Regions from separate parts of the Homo sapiens genome. Here region 2 is linked to region 1. A link is an interaction called in ENCODE POLR2A ChIA-PET data of the cell type or tissue named here. Cell type or tissue: MCF 10A. All regions are shown on one strand. Links, peaks and the distances in the headings refer to the core of each region. The heading gives the core; the rest is flanking DNA. Region 1 has its middle 110 kb from the start of LINC02093. Region 2 overlaps LOC105371543 (a long non-coding RNA gene).

Evidence for each region. ChIA-PET counts read pairs that join two places held together with the same protein. Peaks named below come from ENCODE experiments on the same cell type or tissue, not always from the same donor. Only the 100,000 strongest peaks of a DNase experiment are listed, where the experiment ranks them.
Region 2: POLR2A ChIA-PET joins it to region 1 with 6 read pairs; 2 of 35 experiments call an interaction of 5 or more read pairs at or near these places.

Annotation. Positions count from the first base shown.
Region 1 is chr17:13,414,354-13,418,756 of GRCh38, forward strand. No RefSeq gene overlaps it. Among named protein-coding and RNA genes, the nearest start is that of LINC02093, 110 kb to the left of the region's middle. In MCF 10A, for the core only: no CTCF peak of the experiment used is centred there; a DNase peak (open chromatin) is centred at 1,868.
Region 2 is chr17:13,360,518-13,364,920 of GRCh38, forward strand. It overlaps LOC105371543 (a long non-coding RNA gene), which reads right to left. Exons shown (of 5, transcript XR_934238.3): 3 at 1,247-1,352. Among named protein-coding and RNA genes, the nearest start is that of LINC02093, 56 kb to the left of the region's middle. RefSeq lists an enhancer at 2,198-2,699. In MCF 10A, for the core only: no CTCF peak of the experiment used is centred there; no DNase peak of the experiment used is centred there.

The DNA.
Region 1 (4,403 bases), core at 143-4,142:
TCAGATTCACAGGATTTGGTGGCCGTTTGGTGTCTTCAACTTCTAAATAGTAAAAAGCGAAAGAGCTATACGATCTCAAGAGAAATTAGAGTATTGAACTTCTAAATAGTTGCTATTTATGGTAAGTAATGCTGGGTTATCTTTTCTTTTTTTTTTTTTTTTAAATTTAATTCTATTTTAAGTTCCAGGATATATGTGCAAAACATGCAGGTTTGTTACATAGGTAAACGTTTGCCATGGTGGGTTGCTGCACCTATCAACCCATCACCTAGGTATTGAGCCCCACATGCATTAGCTGTTTATCTTGATGCTCTCCCTCCCTGTACGCCATCCCCCCGACAGGCCCGGTGTGTGTTGTTTACCTCCCTGTGTCCATGTGTTCTCATTGTTCAGCTCCCGCTTATGAGTGAGAACGTGCAGTGTTTGCATGCCAGTCAGAATGTCGATTATTAAAAAGTCAAGAAACAGCCCAGGCTTGGTGGCTCACTCCTGTAATCCCAGCACTTTGGGAGGCTGTGGCTGGTAGATCACCTGAGGTTAGGAGTTGCAGACCAGCTTGGCCAACATGGCGAAACCTCATCTCTACTGAAAATGTAAATTAGCCAGGCATGGTGGTGTGCGCGTGTAGTCCCAGCAACTTGGGAGGCTGAGGCAGGAGAATCACTTGAACCTGGGAGGCGGAGGTTGCCGTGAGCCGAGGTCATGCCACTGCACTCCAGCCTGGGTGACAGAGTGAGACTCAGTCTGAAAAAAAAAAAAAGTCAAGAAACAACAGATGCTGGCAAGGCTATGGAGAAATAGGAACGCTTTTACACTGTTGGTGGGAAGTAAATTAGTTCAACCATTGTGGAAGACAGTGTGGCGATTCCTCAAGAATCTAGAACCAGAAATACCATTTGACCCAGCAATCCAATTACTGGGTATACACCCAAAGGAATATAAATCATTCTAGTATAAAGATACATGCACACATATATTCGTTGCAGCACCAACCCAAATACCCATCAATGATAGATTGGATAAAGAAAATGTGGTACATATACACCAGGGAATACTATGCAGCCATAAAAAGGAACGAGATCATGTCCTTTGCAGGGACATGGATGAAGCTGGGTTTTCTATTTATATGCTCATGATATAAAGTTGTTTTAAAAATATCTAGTTAGATAGAGAAGGAGATAATCCATTTAATGGAAAAAATTAAGTTAATTATAACATGTGGCATGTGGTCATAATAAATTTTGTGAAGGTAGATCTGATAAAATTAATGAAGAATAACAGGGTTTTGGCCTGGAGGTATAGATATTGGAGTCTTCATCATGGAAATGGTAGATGGAAATATAGGGAATGATGATTTCACCCAGAGAAAGTATGCAGACCTTAGCTACAAACTGATATTGACAATAAGAATCTTCAAAATGAAAAGGCAAAACATTTACATTTATCCCAAGGTGGGAGAATCACCGTTAGCACAGAGTCTAAGCAAAAGATCTCTTAGATAAATACATCTTGCGTTTCCTGAATTGACATTGTGAGCTCATAACCTAAGTTTTGCCAAATGAAGTGTGTCTGGCAGTGCAGCACGCAGACTCTTAGTGAGCGTGGGCATTTCAGGAGGTGGTAGAAAGACGGAGCCTGACTCATTAATCAGTGAAAGAATCAAAGAGCTATCTTTAGAATGAACGGACAGTTCTGAAATTCAGCTGATTTCCAAGGTCAGTGGGTCATATCCACAAATATTTACTGAGCACGCACTCGGTGTCAGGTGGACTCAGGTATCAAGAAAAGACTCTTGGTGAGATTCCTGCCCCTCCCCCATCCAAACCCAAGCAGCCCAAATCCGGGGCCCTTACATGTGGACTTCATCCCATCTGATAACAGCAGCAATGATGTCACTTTGGCTTCTTGCCGAAGTCCTTCAAAACGCTCATGCACAGGAGCCGACTGGAGGACAGTCAGTTGTAAGCCTCATTGCTTGCCAAAAACGTGGGTGGCAGGCCAGGCCCGCTTCCTCAGATCACACTCAGAAAACTCAGAAATCCAAGCTGTCATCTGACATTCGACTAAAGAGTGTTTAGATTCCATGCCAGGCTTGTGTACTTGCTATGAGGTCTCTTTCCCTTCATGTGCAGACCTCTGTTCAGGAAGCCGATGTGACACCAGCCCCCGCAGAAACCACAGCTAATGCATGCTCAGGACCCCAGTATTCCTTTTGGAGGGGCAAGGAGTGTTTTGCCAATTTAGATAAAATACCTAAAGCACCAAGTACCGAATCAAATTGTCTGATTTCTTCTAACTTAATCCATGAAGGGGAATAGGCTGCACAAATGCTTCCTAAAATTGTGAGTTTAAGAAAAAAAATTTGCATTTTAGAGAAACATGACACAAAGACCAGGTAAACTTAGGCTGAGTTTGCAAAAACAAACAGCCAGTTATTGCTATAAAAATGATTGAATCTTTGTATGATTAAAAGAAAACTACAGATAGATAGGTAGGTGGATAGAAGGAGGGAAGGATAGATACATGGATAGATAGATACATGGGTGGATGGATAGATGGATGAATGGACAGATGGATAGATAAACAGGTACATGGATGGATGGATGGATGGATGGATAGATACATGATAGATAGATTGATTGATTATGTCTAGCGTGGCCTGGCACTAATTACTAAAATGCAAGTCAATAAAAACATAGGGGAAAAGTCACTGAGTTTGGCCTCTTGAGATCACTGCTTCAGCGTGTGGCATGGAAACAGTCACTCAATTTCTTGAGCCTGTCTTGCCTCATCCATTACATGGGGATAAGCATGTGGCCCTTGTGGAGTTAATAATAGTACCATGATTATTAATAGTAACTAAAATGCTGCTGGATATCAGGTATTAGATTAAGAATGTTATATAAAGACTCTCAATTGGTCCGTAAGGCAATCCTGTAAGGGAGACTATTTTACAAATGTCCTTTTCCAACAAGAAAAATGAGTCACAGAGAGGTTTCCTAAGTTGTCCAGAGTCACATCCCTGGCTAGTGGGGAAGTCCAGGTCCATCTCTACCAAAACCTATGTACATTTTCACCACTGTGTCTGAGACACTGGACATAAAAATGTTTGGGAAACTGCCAAGTGAAATATATAGCAAACGCATGCTAGTGAAATACATATCCAATGCATAAATATGTAAAATGCAATTCATTATCAACTAATAAGCACGTCTGGCCTGTGACTTGGCTTAATTCCAGGGAATGCCAAATTCTGGTGCATGTTTGTATATAACAAATTGGGCTGGAGCCCCAGAAGTTGCTAGGGAAAGGACTGAAGTTTGGGTGGTGTCTTATTCTGGGGAGCTACAGAGATGTTCATTTCTCATCCTGCTGTCCTTGGCTTCAGGGCAGGATCCCAAAAGGCAGATCTCAGCACTGGATGGAGAAGAAGGCAGTAGATTCAGCTTTCCTGCATTTGGAACTCAAAGGCAGTGATGTGAACCAATCATAGCATAGGAAGCAAACCACAACATGCAAAAATGCCACTGCAACCCCAAACAGGAATTATTAGAAAGGAGAGCAAGGAGCTTCTCACTGCAAATCACAGGGCTGCAGACATTAGGGGAGAGTGATGGAGCTCACTCTCCATACCCCCAGCCACACAAAGCCTCAATTTCATTTATTTCTGAGTTATTAGGTTGGTGCAAAAGTAACTGGGGCTTTTGTCATTGCTTTTGATGACAAAAAACTCAATTACTTTTGCACCAACCTAATTTAAGAAGATCCTGAAAAGATACACACGTGCACTTTGGGAGAGCAGCTATCAGCACAGCAGCCTCATAGCCCAGGCAATTCAAACGTGTACAAATGTGTGCTGTGAATGCAGCTCCACTATTACACCTCACCACACCTGTATTATAAACGTAATGTTGCTATTTCCATTAGATGTTATTATACATTATAGGCCTTTGCCGTCACATATGAATAACAAATAGCAGAACTTGAATTATATGTATGTGTGTATGTGTGTGTGTGTGTATATATGTAAACATTATAGAAGGTACCTCCTGACCATTTAAATGCATTTCCCTGGAGTTAGAAATGACAATGGGAAGCTACAGAATTCAACACAATCAACCCAGTTCATGGCTGTCCTGTTGGAGAGAGGCTTAGGTCCCTGTTCCCAGTTCTGCAGAACTTACCTGCCCCATCTCTACCTCTGCTCTTTTTTTTTTTTTTTTTTTTTTTTTTGGTGGGTGCTGGGGGACAGAGTTTTGCTCTTGTTGCCCAGGCTGAAGTGCAGTGGTGTGATCTCGGCTCACCGCAACCTCCGCCTCCTGGGTTCAAGTGATTCTCCTGCCTCAGCCTCCTGAGTAGCTGGGATTACAAGCATGCACCACCACGCCCTGCTAATTTTGTAT
Region 2 (4,403 bases), core at 173-4,172, 54 kb before region 1:
TGCTTCATGGAGAATTCTTTTTTGTATCTGGTGGCAGAAGCTCTCCTATTTCCAGATGTAGAAAGGACAGAGCACTTTTGAAACACATACAGTGTCCTGTGCTCAGCGTTGGCTGTGTTTTTAATGCAATTTGTTATTTAATCCTCACAACAGCTCTGCAAGCTTGGGGTTGTGGTTCACAATTTTTACTGATTGGGCGACTGAGATGCAGAAAGGCCACAGTTACTCAGTTTGTATGTGAGCAGTCCAAGGTTCAAACCCATGTCTGTTGGACAGTAAACTACTTTTCTTTTTACTGTTACACTCTTATTGTACCTGTTTGGTACTCTCATTAAAAAATATGTATAGCTGAGTGATCTCGGCCAAGCCACATTATCTTTCTGGCATACTTTATAGTGCATAAAATAAGAGGAGTGAATGAAATAAGTATAAGCGTTTAACCTCATTTTTCTTTCAAATATTTGTTCAGTATATATGATGTACTGAGGATCAAAATACTAAATAATAAATTGGCATTTTACTAGCAACAAAATTTATAAAAACATCCAAGAGTTAACTTAGTAAGAAGTGCTAATGAAAGCACTACCAAATTGACACAATTAACATTCATAAAATATACCATCCCGAAATAGCAGAATACACATTTCTCTCTAGCTCACATGGAACAGTCACTAAAATAGACTGAATTCCAGGACATAAAACACACTTTTATAAATTTAAAATATAGAAATCATACAACATATGTTCTTACACCACAATGGACTTGAACTAGAAATTATTAACAGAAAGAAAAGAACATTCTCAGATTTTTGGAGATTTGACAACATATTTCTAAGTAATATGTGGATCAAAAAAGAAGTCTCAATATACACTTAGAAAATATTTTGAACTAGGGTCAGGTGCGGTGGCTCACGCCTGTAATCCCAGCACTTGGGAGGTCGAGGCCAGGATCACCTGAGGTCAGCAGTTCAAGACTAGCCTGACCAACATGGCGAAACCCCGTCTCTACTAAAAATACAAAAATTACCTGGGCATGGTGGAGCCTGCCTGTAATCCCAGCTACTCAGGAGGCCGAGGCAATAGAATCACTTGAACCCGGGAGGCAGAGGTTGCAGTGAGCAGAGATTGGGCCATTGCACTCCAGCGTGGGGGACAGGGCGAGACTCTGTCTCAAAAAAAAAAAAAAAAAAAAAAAAAGCAAAAAAGAAACTATTTTGAACTAAACAAAAATGGAAATACAACTTACCAAAACTTGTGGCATGCGGTAAAAATGGTGCTTAGCGGGAAATGTATAGTATTAAATGCATATGTCAGAAAAAGAAGATCCAAGTCCAATCTCATACCTTCTGAATCTAGAGAAAGAAGAGTAATTTAAGCCTAAAATGAACACGAAGAAAGAAAAAGTATTTAAGTGAGGGTAGGAAGTGGTGAGAGAGTTGAGAGATTGCCCATGGGTACGATGTTCACTCTTTGGATGATGGGCACACTAGAAGCCCAATCTTCACCAGCACGCAATATACCCACGTAACAAACATGCACAGGTACCCCCTGAATCTAAAATAAAATAAAATTTAAAATTTAGATTAAAAAATCAACAAAATTTAAAACAAAAGCTCAATAGAGAAAACCAGTGAAACCAAAAGCTGGTTCTTTGAAAAGATTCATAAAATTCATAGACTTCTAGCCAGGTGTATCAAGGTTAAAAGAGGCAACTAAAGAGGGGTAACCATTACGGATCTCATCGGCAAAAGGAATTAAATATTCTACCAGATTTAAGGAATGGCTTGACCTTTTAAGAGAAGAAAGAGCTGATGCTGCTAACAAAATGATCATTTTATTAACAGATGGATGGTGTTGGATGGGAGGATGAAATCATTTTTAGAAGAATGTGTCACGTCTCAGGAAGAGCCAGTAGATACTGTGGGACCATCAGCAAATGGACACATGAGAAATGAAGGAGCTGGACATGCCAAGGTCAGAATTGGTGGAAACAATCCAACCACAGGGCTATGCCACTCCCCTAAAAGAGAAATGGTCAGTAGTACAAATGTCAATTCCAAAATGAAAGTAGCTGGTGCTTCGCAGCGGCTTGGAAGTAGGTTTTCCTGAGCACCTTCCAGTCCCCTCAAATAAACAAGGAATGTGTGTAAAAATAATGAACTTGCCATTCGTGTGCAGTTTTAAGGAAGGCTCCTAGACAAATCCTTCCCCCCATACAAAAGGCTGACCCTAGGACCCTCCTACGTAGAAATTCTGAAGTGGTCATTGCAGCCAGTGAAATCAGGAATAACAAGGAACTTATTTCAGTATCCAAAGGAGTTCCCTATGAGGATGGGTCACAGCTGCAGGAACGTCTCAAAAATCACAGCCACCCACATAGATGACACAGCACCTCATCATGGTTCCAGCTGAGCGGATGAATAATCACCTCCCTAGGGATAAGGCATACAGACCAGACCCCCAGCAGGAGTTCTCAGTGTTAGGGAGCTTGCTAGTGCTCTGTCACACTCACGGCAAGGCTGCTTGGGGGAACAGGGAGAACAGAAAAGGAAGACAGAAAATCTCAGTGGCATGGACAGGGCGAACAAGAATACCAATTCCTGCCACAAACAAAAAGTGTACTTCAGATCCTAACTTCAAGTAATTTAATTATTATTATATTGTTCATTTTAAAGCTAAGAAAACAGGTCAGAGCAATCACTTAGTATAGCTAATAAAGTCATGTAACAATTAAGTGACAGAGCTGATTAAGATTCTCTGAACTGAAATAAGATTTTCTGTCTCTATCACCATATGGACTTCCTACTATTAATTCATGGTGTCTGATCAACATTGTCAGCTGTTGCCTTCCCCAGCACCAAGTTTTTGCAGCCGTCAAGCTGAAATTCACACTATTTTCTAGTCATTCATGAGCAGGTGCATATTAACTTCTCTGGAGTTGTTTATGCCTAAAATGAGAGTAGAATTAATAATATCAACATTAGCAGTTGGGAATATGATACACTATTAATTAACCTAATTGTAAGTGAATCTAAAATCTAAAAGATTTTATAATCTAAAACCTTAAAATCTAAAAGGTTTACACATATATTTGGTTAAAGGATTCTGTAAAGATGCATAACTTGGGGGCATAAGAGATATATGTAATCATAAGAGCTGTAAATACAAATAAACTCTTCATAGGAGTAAGTTTAGATTTTGTAGAAAATAAAGAAGCTAGGAAGCCATTTACTGTTAGGAGGTGGAAAAACCTAGGTTATCTATTGTCATGAAATCCAGGGGCAACAAGTTCTCAAAAAAGCATGGAAACTCAGTATTGTTAAAAGCCCAGTACATTCAATGAAAGCAAAGTAACTGGAAGTGGCTAGAAGGAAATCTTTGACGATCTTGATGAGAGAATAATCAAGGAAGTTATTGGAATGAACCCCAGACTGCATGGAATCAAAATTGGCTTGAGGTAAGTGTAGCAGATGGCATAAATGACACACAACTTGGGGCAGGGACCACACACCATTTGCTTAAGTATCTGGGCAATGAAAGGGAGAAACAGCAGTAGTAAAGGGAAGTAATAGTTTTCTTAATAGCTGATGAGATCTGTGCAGTAAGAGTAGAGATGTAAAAAACAGATGGACTTAGTGTTGGAAGCAAAACTCCAAGAAGCTGAGAATGAATGGGATCATGAGCATGACTAGGGGTGTGACACAGTCACCTAGAGACAGAGCTATGCTTTGATGAAGAATGAGATGGATAAAGTTACAGAGATGGTTTCTCTTACTAGAAAAAACTTCAAGTTAGATTTCCTGTTGGGCAAATATTTCAGGAGTAAGCTCTATGCCAGGGATCTCAAACTCAAATACCTTCTGGAACCAGGAAGGTGATAGCATGAGTGAACTGATGTGACAGGCAATTACTAAAGAACCTTAACTTTCCTCCAAGTGAGGTGCTCTCTCCCATTTTTCTTAAAGCACGCAAGCAACCTTCTTAGCTTATCTTTTACTTTCTGAATTTTGATAGAGACATGGTCAGGGAGGAGGGTTTTCCTTTATTGAGAAATCCAACGTTCCATGTGTGCTTATAAATACAACTGCCACTTGGTCTCAGAGTCAAAGACACAATACTGAGTCCAAATGGAGTTAGAATGTGTGTCCTAAAGAGAAAGGTCACTAACCAGTTCCTACTCAATTTAATCACGTGAGTGTGTAGGCTAGGAACTGTCAGATATTTTAAGAGAAGCCAGAACTCTACCTGTTTATGTGAAATATTCTCATTTTCAATGTTGGCTCAATTGAAAAGCAAAACAAGGCTAGGTAGGCCATCTGGGCAGCAGACCTGCCCACGCATCAATCTCCATCCTCTGTTGCAGACATTCAATTAAACCTGTCACAGACCAGGAAAACCACTTT